Regions from separate parts of the Homo sapiens genome. Here region 2 is linked to region 1. The links are chromatin loops, found by intact Hi-C in ENCODE. Cell type or tissue: endothelial cell of umbilical vein. All regions are shown on one strand. Links, peaks and the distances in the headings refer to the core of each region. The heading gives the core; the rest is flanking DNA. Region 1 overlaps CLCN5 (chloride voltage-gated channel 5). Region 2 holds the start of AKAP4 (A-kinase anchoring protein 4).

The links. A loop is a pair of places that touch in the nucleus more often than their neighbours do. Peaks named below come from ENCODE experiments on the same cell type or tissue, not always from the same donor. Only the 100,000 strongest peaks of a DNase experiment are listed, where the experiment ranks them.
Region 2: it touches region 1 in a loop (10-fold over the local background); 2 of 110 quality-filtered maps call a loop at or near these places.

Annotation. Positions count from the first base shown.
Region 1 is chrX:50,076,865-50,085,200 of GRCh38, reverse strand. CLCN5 (chloride voltage-gated channel 5) reads right to left here. Exons shown (of 15, transcript NM_001127898.4): 8 at 4,485-4,607; 9 at 3,354-3,560. Among named protein-coding and RNA genes, the nearest start is that of MIR502, 66 kb to the right of the region's middle. In endothelial cell of umbilical vein, for the core only: a CTCF peak has its summit at 3,475 (motif pointing right); no DNase peak of the experiment used is centred there.
Region 2 is chrX:50,200,227-50,208,539 of GRCh38, reverse strand. AKAP4 (A-kinase anchoring protein 4) reads left to right here and starts at 7,533. Exons shown (of 6, transcript NM_003886.3): 1 at 7,533-7,677. The coding sequence starts at 7,651. CCNB3 (cyclin B3) reads right to left here and starts at 3,775. Exons shown (of 13, transcript NM_033031.3): 1 at 3,590-3,775. In endothelial cell of umbilical vein, for the core only: a CTCF peak has its summit at 3,841 (motif pointing right); a DNase peak (open chromatin) is centred at 3,939; H3K27ac peaks cover 2,923 bases.

The DNA of each region.
Region 1 (8,336 bases), core at 8-8,007:
ATTCTGGTTGCTATGGAGAGAGATGATTTGAAGAAGTAAAGAAATATTTTAGAGAAAGTTGAACAAAATTACGAGTTTTGAAGAATAAAAAGGTCCTTGGCAAAATAAGCATATAGGATTATCTGGAAGAGTAGGATGGCTCAGGAAAATGATGGGGAGGAAAGAATGGAATCTCTGGTGCTAGCTGGAAGGGCTTTGAAATTCCTAGCTACAATGGCTTTCATTTAAGAAAGATGAGGACAGCCAACATGCAACTTGAGAAAGGGGATTTCAGTGACTATGTTTAGGATGAATCAAGAGACAGAAAGAATCGGGGTAGCTAGTTTGCTTTAATTTTATATTGTAGAGTGGAGTCTGTCTACACCCTTCTTTCTCAAGTCTGTTTTACTCTCAACCATCTGCCCACTTTGACAAGGCCATAAGACAAAAAAGGTTGCCGCTGATGATGAAAGCAACAGGAAAAAATAACTGGAAAGTCTAAATAAGTGCTAGAAAGTAAATTTAAGATTCAAATACTAGCCGGTTGTGGTGGCTCATGCCTGTAATCCCAGCACTTTGGGAGGCTGAGGCAGGAGGATCACTTGAGCCCAGGAATTCAACACTGGCCTGGGCAACATGGCAAAACCCAGTCTCTACAAAAAAATTCACAAAATCAGCTGGGTATAATGGCATGTGCCTGTAGTCTTAGCTACTGGGGAGTCTGAGGTGGGAGAATTGCTCAAGCCCAGGTGATGGAGGTTGCAGTGAACTGAGATCACACTACTGCATTCTAGCCTGGCCAAAAGACTGAGACCCTGTCTCCAAAAAAAAAACAAAAACAAAAACAAAAAAAACCAATTCAAATACTGTCACGCACCACGTAACAACGTTTCAGTCAATGATGGACCACATACAACATGGTGGCCCCATAAAATTATATTATATTTTTACTGTGCTTTTTCTATGTTTAGATGCACAAATATTTACCATTGTGTTACAATTGCTCACAGTATTCAGTATAGTCGCATGCTGTACATGTTTGTAGCCTAGGAGCCATAGGCTATATCATAAAGCCTAGGTGTGTAGTAGGCTAGACCATCTAAGTTTGTGTAACTTCAATCTATAATGCTTGCACAGTGACGAAATCTCCTAACAATGCATTTTTCATAACATATCCCTGTCATTGAGACATGACTGTATTCATATGAGTCTAACTGGAGAAATATATGGCATCTGTAGAGAGAAACAGCCAAATCGAATTCCCCTCTTATTTTATTAGAAACTATTTGAACAAAAATGCCAATTTTTAGAATGAAAGTCCCCAGCAATCTGTAGTTTCAAATTCACCTTCATCCATGCAAAACCAGCAACAATCACCACTTCACTCTTAACCATTATAATATTTTTTTAAAAAAATTTCAAACACAGAAAAGGTGAAAGAATAGCACAAAGAAGTCCTACATATCTTCATGTAGCTTCTGTAATTGCTACCATTACTGCATTTGTTTTATGATTCTATTTTTTTCTGAAGAATTGGAATTTCACTCAGAAAAGTCAGTTGCACATATAAGGCTCATGTACCCTGAAATGCTTCAGTGCATGTAGGATATAAATGCTTTTATGTCCTAAAAGCAAAGACAGTCTCTTCCATAATCACAGTTCAATGATCAAAATAGGAAATTTACACTAATAACTGTTATTTGATCTATAAATCTCATTCAAATTTCATAACTGTTCTAATAAAGCCCTTCTAGAAAAAAAATGTTTTCTCAACTCTTCCCTTCTGTTGAATGTCATTCCCATTTAACAACCTCACCAACTTAACACTACCTTTAAGTCCCTCTACTGCATGACAGGTAGTTAAACAATCTACTCATATTTCCCCATCTTCTCTCCTGCTAGCTTTCCTCTCCTTTCTAACAGTGCCAGGACCTTTCTCCCTTGAACCAACAAAATTTATTCTATATTTGAAATCTCAATATCTTTGAGTTTCCTTCTGGGTCTTGTGGTTAATTTTTTTTTTTTTTTTGGTTTTCATAAGAAATCATTAGGTTCCTGTTTTGTGAAAAATCCTTTTAAGTGAAATGACCTTAGTCTTGACCCATTCCATATGTGACTTCTTTGTAATTCAAAGAAAATAAAGCAAGAGCCATTATTCTCTTAGGCCCTTAATTATAGCAAGAAAAAAGTAAACCAATGACTTGGAACTTTTTTTTAAAAAAGTCCTTCCTCCTCAAAACAGCATACATTAACAACTGCATAAACATGACAGCCACTACAGAGGTGCCATGGCGGGACTAATTTAGCTGGGCTGAAACAAAAGGTAGAGAGAGGTCCAATACAGAGAGAAACTAATTCAAGTATAGTGTTAGATAGAAATAGAAAGTGAAAAAACCGACATCTGAAACATACACTGCACTTATATGTACTATTCCATAGCAATAAACAACTTCTTTTAAAATCTATTCTTTCTGTAACTTATTTTGTAAGAGAAGCAATATATACTTGAATAGAATTACATACAATAAAAAGTTAAAATCCTTACTTCTCCTTCACTACCCCTCACTCTCCCACTCACCATAGATAAACATTTTTAACAGTTTGACGTGAGCCAGGCATCGTGTCTCATGCCTGTAATCCCAGCACTTTGGGAGACTGAGGGAGGAGGATTGCTTGAGCGCAGGAGTTCGAGACTAGCCTGGGCAACATAGTGAAACCCCGTCTCTACAAAAAATACAAAAATTAGCTGGGTTTGGTGGTGCGTGCCTGTAGTTTCAGCTACTTGGGAGGCTGAGGTGGGAGGATCATCTGAGCCAGGGAGGTCGAGGCTGCAGTGAGCCGTGATCATGCCACTGCACTGCAGTCTAGGTGACAGAGTGAGACCCTGTCTCAAAAAAAAAAAAAAGTAAAACCAGTTTGGGGTAAAACCACCTTCCAGACATTTTCTATCAATAAGTGCATGTACACTTTTAAAAAATATGAATTATATTATATACATTACTCAGAAACTGGCTTTTAAAATCAAATGGTGTTTCATAGCCAGAATTCCAAGTCAATATATAAAAGGTTATCTCATTTAATGGTTGCAAAGTATTCTACAGTATGAACAGAATAGTATTTATTAGATCAGTTCCCTATTGATGGACATTTTTGTTGCTTCAGTTTTTTACTATGTTGACAGACGCTGCACTATCCTTATACACCTTTGTGCACACACATGCTAGGATATCTGTAGGATAAATTCCTACAAGTGGAATTGCTGGGTCAAAGGGTGTTTGCATTAACATTGGTAGAACTCTCAAATTCTCACCCCCTAAGATTGTATCATTTATGCTCACAACCAAAAAGAGACTATTAAGGCCATTCATTATTACCTCTCTGCGCTTGGCTTCATTCTTCCTGTATTTGTTGAAGCAGTGGCACAGGATGTTCCCACAGCAGCAAGCCACGTGCACTAGAGGGCCCTCTTTGCCCAGGCTCAAGCCAGATGACACTGCCAGCACCAAGGTGATGGTTTTGATAACCAGAGTCCACTTACCCAAATAGCCCCTAATAATGAAACCACTCAAGATAGTTTTTATCTGCAGGTTAAACACAGAAAGATTGAATATAGACTAAGGAAGTCAACAAGGCTAAGAAGCAAAAATCTGGACCTCATTATAGAAACTGCACCTTTTGAATAAGTGACATATAAATGCTTGACCTACAGTGATCCCTGTTTGGAAGAGAGCCCAGGAGCCCAAGAAAGCAAGAACTGTTCTTTAAGCTTTCATGTTCCCCCTTTTTAGGGGGAGGGGAGTGATAGCTGGGCAAGGATGTATTGTAAGTATGAGAGTGTGCATATATGAAGGAGGAGCTGGAGAGGGAGGGATAGGTGTTTTCCTCATGTTACAACGTGGTAGCCCAAGAGGCATGTTTTGAGAGGACAAGGCTAATGTCCCTGAAACAACCTTAAAGGTTAGGTATAGTCTTGATTCCCTGGCTTAAAAAAAAAAAAAATTGTGACTTATTACCTGGTCAGGAAACAGGGAAGGGCAAAGTCATCCTGGTAACCTAAGTCTCAGTGTCTTTAGTCACTGTCAAGCAATCTAAGCCAAAAGTAGTTAGAAACAGGGTTTTAACCATCCCATGTAGCCTAAATCATATTGTGGGAAAGGTACCAAATGATTTTCTTTCTTTTGCCCTGAAAAAGCTGACAATAACACTGCTTTTTCAGGTCAGAATCTTGGGATATACTCTGGAAGCTTTTTGGATAGGGAACAGGGGAAGTTTTCCAGAGCCTGGCTCAACAGGAACCCTCAGGAGGCTAAGAATCAACTCCCTTTAATTTCCTGGTAGCCCAGGCTGAGAGGGACTTGTGGAAAGACCTAGGTCTTAGATGGCCTCAGGATCTGATCCTGTTTAACATTCATCAAATTGTGGTATGTGCTGGAATACATATTAAGAGATTTTAACCAAAAAGTATTCATATTGTAACCATTTATAAACCATTTTAAGAGACTCACCTCAGGGATTCCAGAGCCACAGGCATAAGGCGCAAACACCTTGACAAGAGATACGGCAAGGAAGGCAAATAGGAGAGCCCAGAGGACGTACATGAAATAATTGACTATGTAGGCAAAGGCTCCCTGGAACAGGGGGAAAAAGAAGCTTGTTTTAGCCTAGACAGCTTCAGTGAGACATGCAGCTCTTCTGAGTAATGTTTTTTCAGGAAAAAAAGTCCAAAAAAAAAAAAAACCACCGAGATTAAATTGTTCAAGACTTTTCTTTCTGAATTGTCAACTACTGAAACACTGTCAGGCCACTTAGTACTGAAAATGAGATGCTTTGCTACACCCAAAGGAAATTTACCATGGATTCTAAGGATGAACAAGGAAAAGAGCAAACGGAAAACCATGAAACAAAATTCTCTTTCTATATGAGTGCTTTGATGGGTTTTGTAGTCAAATATATATGATTCCATGTCATTTTACCAAGAGTCTTAAGAGCACCCCCCCAGCTTTTTTGGAATGGCTGAACCTTGGCTTCACATCTGAAGTGAAGAGCGGATCTAAAGTTCCACTAAATTCACCTTTGGCTACTTACCTTGGTGTCAAATTCTCATAGTTTATAGTAACAAAATTTTGGGTGTTTGGCTTTTTTCTTTGCTTTTTAAAATTTTTTTATTGTATGTATTTAAGGTGTACAACATGATGTTTTATATATATACATATAGCGAAATTGTTACTACATTGAAATAAACTTACATGCATATCACCTTCCATAGTTACCTTTCTTTGTATGTGTGGTAAGAGCATCTAAAATATACTCTTAGCAAATTTTTAGTATACAGCATTATTAACTCTACTGTACATTACCTCTCTAGACTTATTCACCCTACCTCACTGCAAATTTGTACCCTTTGGTCCACTTCTCCCCATTTCCTCCTCCTCCATGCCCCAGGTAACCACCATTCTGCTCTCTGGTTCTGTTTACTCAACTTTCTTTTTTAGAGTCCACATATAACTACATCTTCAAGAAAATTTTGGTACCACAGACTCAGGAACAACCATATAAGTAGAAAGTTTTGGACCCTGGTGGTACCAGATATAAATAAATAAAATGGAAACAACTATTTTTTAAAATAGAAAGAATATACTTTTTGAGACTATTCCCCTGTGATAAATGAAGCATGCCACAAAAGAAATCTAGCTTTGACCAGCAGGAAAGATTCATCCATATTAAAGGGCCTGCAAATAGTCATGTCTTACAAAAAAAGCAATTTTGATTAGGAAGTTATGCTTGCTGGTAGAAATATTAGGAATTGCAACTCACTCAGTAAATACAAAACCCAATGGACTTTTGACTTCATAACACAAAACACTATTAAAGTAACTCACTGACCTAGACAAAGAGAACCAGAATGCTCAGGTTTTTTCTGAGTTGTAAATTTGACACAGGTTTTCCATTATCTTAGGCCCTCAGAGGAACACATGATTGCTATTTCTTTGCCTTTCCAATGTAGCTAAGGAGGAAGAAGACTGCAGAGGTAGGAAATGAAGAGGGTAAGGGAGTGAAAGGAAAAGTAACTCAAACTGGCCAGAGGCAGAGACCAGGAGGGCAATTTCCTGGCATTTGGAGAAGGCTTCTTAAAACCTAGAGGAGGCCGAGGCGGGCGGATCACGAGGTCAGGAGATCAAGACCATCCTGGCTAACATGGTGAAACCCCGTCTCTACTAAAAATACAAAAAAATTAGCCGGGCGTGGTAGCGGGTGCCTGTAGTCCCAGCTACTTGGGAGGCTGAGGCAGGAGAATGGCGTGAACCCGGGAGGCGGAGCTTGCAGTGAGCCGAGATCGCACCACTGCACTCCAGCCTGGGTGACAGAGTGAGACTCCGTCTCAAAAAACAAACAAACAAAAACCAAAACCTAGAGGACTCTTTCCCCAGGGAAGGATTTCGTTCATAAAAAGAAGAGCCAGAGAAATCTGTCACTAGAGCAAATCTCAAGCTCCAGTTTGAAAGTAACTGTTGGAATGCTTACACACATACAGCTATAAAGGGGCAGCATGAGGCAGCCCTGCAGTGATAGAACAGTTCTAAATCTTGACTGTGGTGGTGGTTAAACAAATGTCCACATAGGACAAAATGGCAATGAACTATGAACTACATGCGTGCGCGCACATACACACACACAAATACATACATAAATCAATGTGTGTAAACTAAATGGTGAACTAAAGTCTGTGGATTGTACCTATGTCAATTTCCTGGTTTTGCTATGGTACTACATTTATGCAAGCTGTTGCCATTGAGGGAGGGAAGGCTGGGGGAAGGGTACTGAGGACCTCCTTGTACATTGTTTTGCAACTTCCTATGAATCTGTAATTACTTTTGTGTGTGTGTGTGTGTGACAGGATCTCACTCCATTGCCCAGGTTGGAGTGCAGTGGCACTATCATTGCTCACTACAGCCTGGATCTCCTGGGTTCAGGGAATCCTCCCACCTCACCTTCTGAGTAGCTGGGACTATAGGTGGTTGCTACCACGCCCAGTTTTTTTATTTTTAGACACAGGGGTCTTGATATATTGCCCAGGCTGGCCTCAAACTCCTGGCCCCGAGGGATCCTCCCTCCTCAGCCTCCCAAAGTGCTGGGATTACAGGCATGAGGCACACCTCACTCAGTCCTTGGAGGAGAGGATTTTTTTTTTTTTTTGAGATAGAGTCTTGCTCTGTCGCCCAGGCTGGAGTGCAGTGGTGCGATCACGGCTCACTGCAACCTCCGCCTCCCAGGTACAAGTGATTCTCCTGCCTCAGCCTCCTGAGTAGCTGGCATTACAGGTGCTCACCACCATGCCTGGCTAATTTTATATATATATGTGTGTATATACATGTTTTTTTTTTTTTTTTTTTTTTTTTTTTTTTTTTTTTGTAGAGACAGGGTTTCACCATGTTGGCCAGGCTGCTTTCAAACTCTTGACCTCAGGTGATCCACCCACCTTGGCCTCCCAAAGTGCTGGGATTACAGGCCACCGCGCCTGGCCAATTACATTTAAAATAAAAGAATCCCCCCAAAAGCAAGGGAAATACACACACACACACACACACACACACACACACACTCTCTCTCTCTCTCTCTCTCTCTCTCTTTCACACCCACCCTAAGTTGTAGGACTTCTCAAACTTTTCTACCTAAGTTCTCCTAATCTAGGAGAGAGTAAACAAAGGCATCAGAGTATGGGACAGGGTACCCGGGAGCAGAGCTGAAAGATTTTTTTTTTTCTTAACAAGTATGAAATTTTGCATTCCATTTTTAAATGATTATTTACATATAATTTTTGAAAAAAAATTCCAAATATTCAGGAAAAAGTAATGCTCTGGGAAGGCAAATAATGTTTGTCCTATAGTTTCACCTACCCTCTGGCACACTGACCTTACCCTAGTTTGAGAAGCATAGACCTAAACTCTCTCAAACATACGGCATGTATCTATCCCTTTTATTGAACCCTTTACCTAAGCCAAGATGCATAGTCATACATGTATATAAACACTCCTATTTCTATCTTTATTCTTTTTCTATCCTCCTTTTCCCTGGACTGTTTGTATTTGTGTATGTGTGTGCACATGCCACCTCAAATTGTTTGTAGACCAAGGAGGGTAATATAAATGTTTAAAAGTACAAACATACATCCTAGTCTTGTTTCCCTCACTAACAAAATAGATGAGTAGTGAACTAAGATGGTACCTGTCTTTGTTGGTGGAAGTCAGGGTGGAATTGGGAGTTGAGAGTTTTTTGCTTTGTGTGCTTTTGTTTTCAGTGGGAGAGATCAAACATATAACTGAGTGGTAAAATAAAGGTAAGGAACTGAAAAATAAGCA
Region 2 (8,313 bases), core at 314-8,313, 120 kb before region 1:
TCCAACATCGATATTGTCTTGTACACTGAGAACTACAAAACATCATTAAGAGAAAGACCTAAATAAATGGAAAGATGTTCCGTGTTCATTGATCAGCTTACTTAATATTAAGATGGCAATACTGCCCAGATTGATCTACAGAATCAACACAATCCATATCAAAATCTGTGTGGTTCAGGGTTAACATATCAGACCTAAGAATATTGTCATTTGAAAATCCTGCTTACAAAGGTTGGCCCTTGGCTAGTATCTGGAAACTTGGATTTGGGGAGGGTTCCCACAACACTAATTGATAATATGAGCTCACTTTGCCTTATGGTTTATGGTGAACACCAGATTTCCTCCTAGAAATCTGAAATTTCGGTATGTGCTAGGCAGGAGGTGCCTGTATCACCAGCCCCCAATAAAAACCCTTGCCACTGATTCTCCAATGAGCTTCCCTCACAGACATTTCACACATGTTGCTACAGCTCATTGCTGGAAAAAGTTTTGCTACGAAGCCAGTCACCAAAGACCACATATTGTATTATTCCATTTATACTGAATGTCTGGAATAGGCAAACCTATAGAGACAGAAAGTAGATTAGTGGTTGCCTAAAGCTGGGAGATATAGGGGTGGAGGGGTGGCTGGAGTGTGATGGACAAAGGGTATAGGGTTTCTTCTGGGGGTGATTAAAAAAGCTCTAAATTGATTATGGTAATGGTTGTACAACTCTGTGACACAATATACTAAAAAAATTGAGTTGTACACTTTAAATGAGTGAGTTACATGGTATATGAATCATATTTCAACAAAGCTATTATAAAAAATAACAGAGTAGCTAATAAAGTATATCAGTTCCTAAAAACTGTTACATTGAAGAGTGGCAAGGATAGATTCAGTGGAATCAGTTAGCCAGTTATTACAATAATCCAGGCAGTTTGGATCAGGATGACCCAATGTTTTTGGCCTTGACCAAGCACTTCTATGTGGTCCTGGGGCTAGCAATTCTTGAAGAACCATTACCACTTATTTTCAATTATGTAAATATCATTAGGCATTTGCTAATATATATGAACCTGTGCTACCCTTAGCAGGGTAAGTGAAAATGGGCAAAACACAGTCATTCTCTTCAAGAAGTCCTGTTTTTGGAAAGATAAAGCTCATAATGAAACAAATACACCACAAGGCAGAATGTGATATGTGAATTTATAAATTCACTAGGTGAATGTAAAACTGTTGAGAATTTCAGAAGACACAAATGATTGAGTCCACTCTTATAATCAACACCATCACTATTGTCATAATCATCTCAACATCACCAAGAGTTACTGAGTGTCTAAGCACATGAGCCACTGCTAGGTTGTACACAGAGACAGTTACTGCCTTCCTTGAACCTATACATATCTTCATAATGGAAATATTAAGGAAATGTATCAATAAATACGACATACACAAAAATGCAGTTTTTAGGATGGGGAGTGATTCTGTCAAGAGAAATCACCAATTTCCCTTTTAATTGGAGGAACACCTTCTCAAGACGGCTTTTTTACGGGGTGTTCTCCTACTGCATGGGAATACGTTTTCCAACAGCTGCGACCTCCTAGTGACCACATGAAGTCATTACCCCGATTCATCATCCTGACTTGAGAGCAAGAGGCACAGGAGGCTGGAGTGCAGTTGGCGAGATCACTCCTCATTACAGCATCAACCTCCCATGCTCAAGCGATCCTCCCACCTCAGCCTCCGGAGTAACTGGGACTACAGGCACGCGCCACCACACCCAGCTAATTTTTTTTTTCTTTTGGTAGAAATGGAGGTTTTGCTCTGTTGCCCAGGCTGGTCTCAAACTCAGACTCTTGCCTTCAAGCAATACTCCCACCTCAGCCTCTCAAAGTGCTGGAATTACAAGAGTGAGCCACCGTGCCCAGCTGTCATAAAGTAATACTATATTTCATTTTTATTATTTTTTCTTTTGAGACAGTCTTGCTCTGTCGTCCTGGCTGGAGTGCAGTGGCATGATCTCGGCTCACTGCAACCTCCCACTCCCAGGCTCAAGTGATCCTCCCACCTCAGCCTCCCGAGTAACTGGGACTACAGGCGGGCACCACAACACACTGCTAATTTTATTTTATTTCATTTATTTTTTGGTAGAGACGGAAGTTTTGCTATGTTGCCCAGGCTGGTCTCAAAGTCCTGCCCTCAAGCTTTCTTCCCGCCTCAGCCTCCGAAGGTGCTGGTATTACAGGAGTGAGCCGCAGCGCCCAGCTGTTACCAAGTAATAGTATATTTTATTTATTTATTTATTTATTTATTTTGAGATGGAATCTCGCTCTGTCGCCAGGCTGGAGTGCAGTGGCGCCATCCCGGCTCACTGCAACCTCTGTCTCCCGGGCTCAAGTGATTTTCCTGCCTCAGCCTCCCAAGTAGCTATAGACGCATGCCACCATGTCCCGCTAGTTTTTGCATTTTTAGTAGAGACGGGGTTTCACCTTGTTGGCCAGGATGGTCTCGATCTTTTGATCTCGTGATCCGCCTGCCTCAGCCTCCCAAAGTGCTGGCACTACAGGCGTGAGCTACCGTGCCCAGCTATTTAATTTTTTTTTCTTTTGAGACAAGAGTCTCACTCTGTCGTTCAGGCTGGAGTGCAGTGGCACGATCTCGTCTCACTACAACCTCTGCCTCCTGGACTCAAGTGATTCTCCTGCCTTAGCCTCCCAAGTAGCTACAGACGCATGCCACCATGCCCAGCTAATTTTTGTATTGTTAATAGAGACGGGGTTTCACCATGTTGGCCAGGATGGTCTCGATCTCTTGACCTCGTGATCCGCCTGCCTCAGCCTCCCAAAGTGCTGGGATTACAGGCGTGAGCCACTGCGCCTGGCTATTTAATTCTTTTTCTTTTGAGACAAGAGTCTTACTCTGTCGCCCAGGCTGGAGTGCAGTGGCGCCATCTTGGCTCACTGCAACCTTTGCCTCCCAGTTCAAGCCATCCTCCTGCCGCAGCCACTGCACCCAGCTGTAATGTTTAATACATTCATTCACTGATACACTATCTGCAGGGCAGGATAAACATTTTGTCACCAAGTAACTGTATATTTAAGTTTTTTTTTTCTTTTGAGACAGAGTCTTGCTCTGTCACCCAGGATGGAGTGCAGTGGCACCATCTTGGCTCACTGCAACTCTGCCTCCCAGTTTCAAGCGATTCTTCCGCCTCAGCCTCCCGAGTAGCTGGGACTACAGGCGCGCGCTACCACGCCCGGCTAATTTTTGTCTTTTTAGTAGAGACGGGGTTTCGCCATGGTGGTCAAGCTGGTCTCGAATTCCTGAGCTCAGGTGATCTGCCCGCCCCGGCCTCCCAAAGTGCTGGGATTACAGGCGTGAGCCACCACGGTCAGCCTGAAGTACTTTTTAAAGGTTATTTTTTCAGATGTTCCAGAAAAGTTTGTTGGTTTGACAGGGAGGAAATAAACTAATTAAAGGCTAGTTCCCTCAGCCAGTTTTCCTCCCACATCTCCAGCCTGACACAGGATATACTTCTATATTTATAATATATAATCAATATATAAGGCAAAAAGCTCTCGTCACGACTGACAATACATGTTGTACCTTTAACAAGCCACAAATGGACTGGAAGAAAAGCTATTAGCAGAATGTTCTCCACCTATCGGAAACTGAAAGAAAACAATACAAAAATAAACCAATCAAAATGTAGATGAGGAACAGAGAGAGAGAGAGAGAGAGGCGACCAACCGCCTCAGCCCAACTGTCTCAGAATGACGGAAATGCTTCCACAGAAATGCACCTCAGAACAACTGGTACGAGAGGCGGCCGGATTGACCCCACCATTCTCACCAGCAGGGGGAGATCACGAATCAGCGCTTTTTTTTTTTTTTTTTTTAGTCAGACTTAAAACCACCAGATGGGGCCAGAAGATCAGAGTAAATACCTTTCTACTTTTCTTTTTCTCAGGGAATTTCTCTTCTATCTCCAGACCCTGAAAGAAATAAAAGGCATGCTAATCACCACACACACACACGCGCGCGCCCCGCCACCCCCACCCCCAAGACGATGGAAGTGGCCAGTGCTGCCAAGCACCCCCACCAGTCACGTGGCCTCTGCGCTCCAGCGAGTCATTTATAATTAAAGTGGTAGGCATTTCATAAGGCTGTGCGTGAATTGAGATAATGCATGTAATACACAGTACCAGGCAAATTCTCAGTCCCCACTCCAGACCCGTAGAATGAGAAACTGAAGCCCTCCAGGTGATTCTGATGCACGCCAAAGTGTGACAATTACTGCTCTGGGAAAGAAGCCTGCCCACTCAGATAGCTAACCAAGTTTTTTGGTCATTTTTACAGATCCCATGACGCTGTGATTTCTGAATTATGTTTTCTGCCCTAAAAATTCCAAAACCTTGTGTCTTGAGCCCACCTGTGTGCCCAGTATTGTGGTGGATGCAATGAAAAAGAGATAGATAACCTTCTAGGCTTGCAATGTAGGTAATCTAGGAATAGGAAAAGGTAATTAACTCTACAAGGCCAGATTTAGTAAATGTCAGATGAATTATCCTGACAATAAGCAAATGTTCTAGGAAATCAGGGGAAGGAAATTTCATAATTATAAAAGGGAAGAGCCTGACCAGAAATAGCCACTGCCAAGCCAAGCCCACCCCTCAAAATTAGCCATAAGTCATTTTCTACCGCAAGGTTATGGAACAGAACTTTAGCTGCCTAATTAAGCCCCTGCCTATAAAAGAACCCCTAACATTCCTAAGACTCCACTTATCTTTAGCAGTTGCCCCCTGAAATTTTTTTATGATAATGTTTATAGACTTTAAAAGTCCTTTATTTTCCCCCTCCACTCCTCCAATCACTCATAGGAAAGAAAAAATATGTACAATGCAGACAAAACACAAACACTTGACAGAAGTAATTATACAGTTCCACTGCCAAGATGTTCAAAATGACTAATTTTTCACTTTAGTATGGTTGCATGAAGCTGCTCTAAATGTCATTGTGTACTCTCATGGCAGGAAAACCAAATCAGGAGAAAAAGAAGTGGTGTTCCCAATTATATTGGTCCACAGTAAATGATGTCTGATAATCATTGGCATCACTGCCCATTTTCTAAATGGTCATTGTGTCATCACATAAAAGGTAGGCTAAATCTGAGGCTGGAAGACACCCAGCAAGACTACCAGACAGACAGTGATTTCATGAAGGCTGATGGTTCACTTCATTTAATTTCCTTTTGCCATTATTCATGATAATTATATTATAAACGCAGGTCCCATTTTTATTATCTTCATAGTTTTTTCTAGCCAAATGCAAACCGAGAGTGTATTTAAAGTATTGATTTGCACTCTTATTCACAAGTTTGTGTGAAAGAGAAGAAGTTTGGGTAGAATAAACAAGGTTACAAAATAGATGATGGTGCTTAGAAAAAAAATGATGACCAAGGCTTTTGTGTTTAATATCTCAATATTTGGCTATTAAAGGCAAACCTAAGTGCAGACTATTCACACACCTTCACACACTAATACAATATATTCCTTACTTTGACTATTTGAATATCCCTTATCCCTCACCTGCCCTCCACCCCCTCTACTCAGTACAGACCAATTTGAGAGCCTCGAGAAGAGAAGGAAGAGGCAGTAAATGTACCGTGACCTATGACTGAGCCAGGTCTGCCTTGATTCTTCCCTTACATTTTGCTCATTGGTTTCACATCCAAATGCTGCCCTTACCTGCTCCTGGTTAGCCTCCAGGATGACAGGATTCAGGTGCCCTGGGAGAGTGCTCTAATCATCCATAGTAGTTCTCTCTTTGTCATCTGGGGATTACTAAGACATTTTCCAGGCATGAATCATGGTTGTTCCTTTCCGGGCTGGGAGACACAGAGTTTTTGTTTTTGTTTTTGTTTTGTTTTATTTTTAATCTCTTAGAGATATGATTTCTTGTGCTTGGAGAATAGGTAAACATTTTCTTCCTTTGCTTCATATTCCACAGAGATGAGCCAGACACAGGAGCTCCAACTTTGTCTTTAATCATCAAAAGTTGCCCCTTGACAAAAGGATGGTATAGGAAAAGCAACAAAGACCCTCTTCATGATCAAACTTTAGTCAGGCTTCTCTAAGCCCACTTCTCAGCTAGGCCTCAACTTTGGCCTATAAGAACTGCAACTTTCGGCACAATTTCATCCACCTGCCCCCCAATACATACACACACTAAGAGACTTGAACAAACACCAGCGTAGTTTCTATCAGCTCAAGGCCATTTCCCTAGGATGACAATCTCAGCCCTTTTAAAATGCCTTCCTGAGACAGTTCAAAGCTGCCAAAAGGCCATTTCCCTAGTATGACAATCCTAGCCCCCCTTAAAATGCCTTCCTGAGACAGTTCATTGCTGCCAAAAGAATTTACTGTTTGTTCAGGCCAAAACCTGACTACAGGCCCTGACTCCCTTCCTTACAGCATGTACTTTAGAAAACTTGCAATTGTAAATTCTTTCTCTCTTCTTTTAAGATGTATCTTCTACAACCCAGGACTGTCTTTCTCAACAACCTGGAAGCCATCCCTTTGTAATGTAATGATCAAGAAAAATAGGGTCCATGTCTCCCTGTCTCTATGGGAAGGTAGGAGCTTAGCTTTCTTTTCTTTTCTTTTTTTGATTTTACTTTCTTTCATTTCTTTCTTTATAGTTCTTAATTATGTTTTTCTTTATAAACCTGACATTGTGAACATAGGGAACCTAACTTTAATAAGCACCCATTAGCAAACACAGATGCCCCAATACATTGACCAAGCTCACCCCCACTCAATGTCCTTCGGTACTTTTCCTTAGCACACCCTGCCTTTTGTTTCAGTGGAGTTGAGATCTGTTCATCAGAAGTCTCTCTCCTCTACTGCAGTGGCCTGAATAAAATCTGTCTTGCCGCCTCTAACAAATTCCAGGCTCTGTTTCTGTTTGACACCATGAGCTAACAGGATCAAAATAATATAGCGGAGTTAGAGATGCAATCTCAGGGGCAACAGGAAAAAGAATAAATGGAGGTAGAACCAAGAATATGGAACTCTTTTAGGGGATCATCTCAACTGATTGTTAATTCAGATGCATTTATTTACATGCATGCAGTATTAAAGTGGAGACATGGAGAAAAGACAAGGAAAGATGAGACTTGGGCAGAGTGAGAGACATTTGGTTGTGGGATAATATTTCCAAACTGGGGCTAAACTCAGTAAGATGAGATGAAGGCATCTCAAAGTGTAATGGATAAATCTCTAACACATACTGCAGCCAACAAACCAGCACTGGCCAGATTGAAAAGATTAAGTGGAGCTTAAGTCTTTTCATGGCCTAGGGAGTCTGTAAAAGACAGACCCTGTCTCAACTAGATCAGCCTTTCTCTGGACAACTTATTTCTCATAGGGAAGGTCAGAGCCTGCTAGACCACTTAGAGCACACAGAATCCTTAGAGCCCTCCATCTTTGTGCTGTCACTGTTCTCTATAGAAACGGTGATGTCAAGAAGAGGTAACTCTGGTACCAGCTGGCAGTCAAGGCTGTAGGAGGGCATGGAGAGTTGAAGAAAAAAGCAGTATCTTGAGGCAGACTGGAAGAGTCATCACAGCATCCAAATCAACAAGAAAACATCATTCCAGGGTCCTACATGATGGCGTACTCTGATACTACAATGGTAGGGACATCTGACTTCTTTTTGACTAGCTAAGGGGGCATCTTAATGGTGAGGTGAAACTACAGAAGCTGCTGAGGCAGCCTCCAAGTTTCTATTTTCATACTTTTATTTGGGATACCCAGAAAAGATTTTGATCAACATTTCTCTGTTTCTACGTAAATCTAAAGATCTCTTGCAATATAACTCTGATTCTCTAGTAGGGGTATGATTAGATTGTTCTGGAGGTCTCGCAGGAAATGAAAAGAGAAGGGATATCTTGATGGACTGTGAGCCAGAGAAAATGTGAGAAAAATGGTGTGTACCCTCATAGAGATAACAGAAAAAGTTTGTCGCACCACAGGCAGCCTGATGTGCTTTTGATGGGAATAGGTTTCTGAGTTTGCCAACATGCCCACCTTTGCTTAGGTTGTGACAGTTCAGGCATTGTGACCCAACAAACTCTGTTGCCACACCCCAGGGTCAGAGGCAGCAGGGGAAAGCCTGGCCCCTCAGTCTGGTCCAACAGCTGACAGGGGTGGCAGCCAACTGCAGGTGCCCAAGAACTTGGCACTTCTCAGTTCCATCTAAAGGGGCACATCTCCCTTCTGGGTGTCACGTTTTCAGCCAAACATCTAAAAGAACTTCATCATCAAGGTA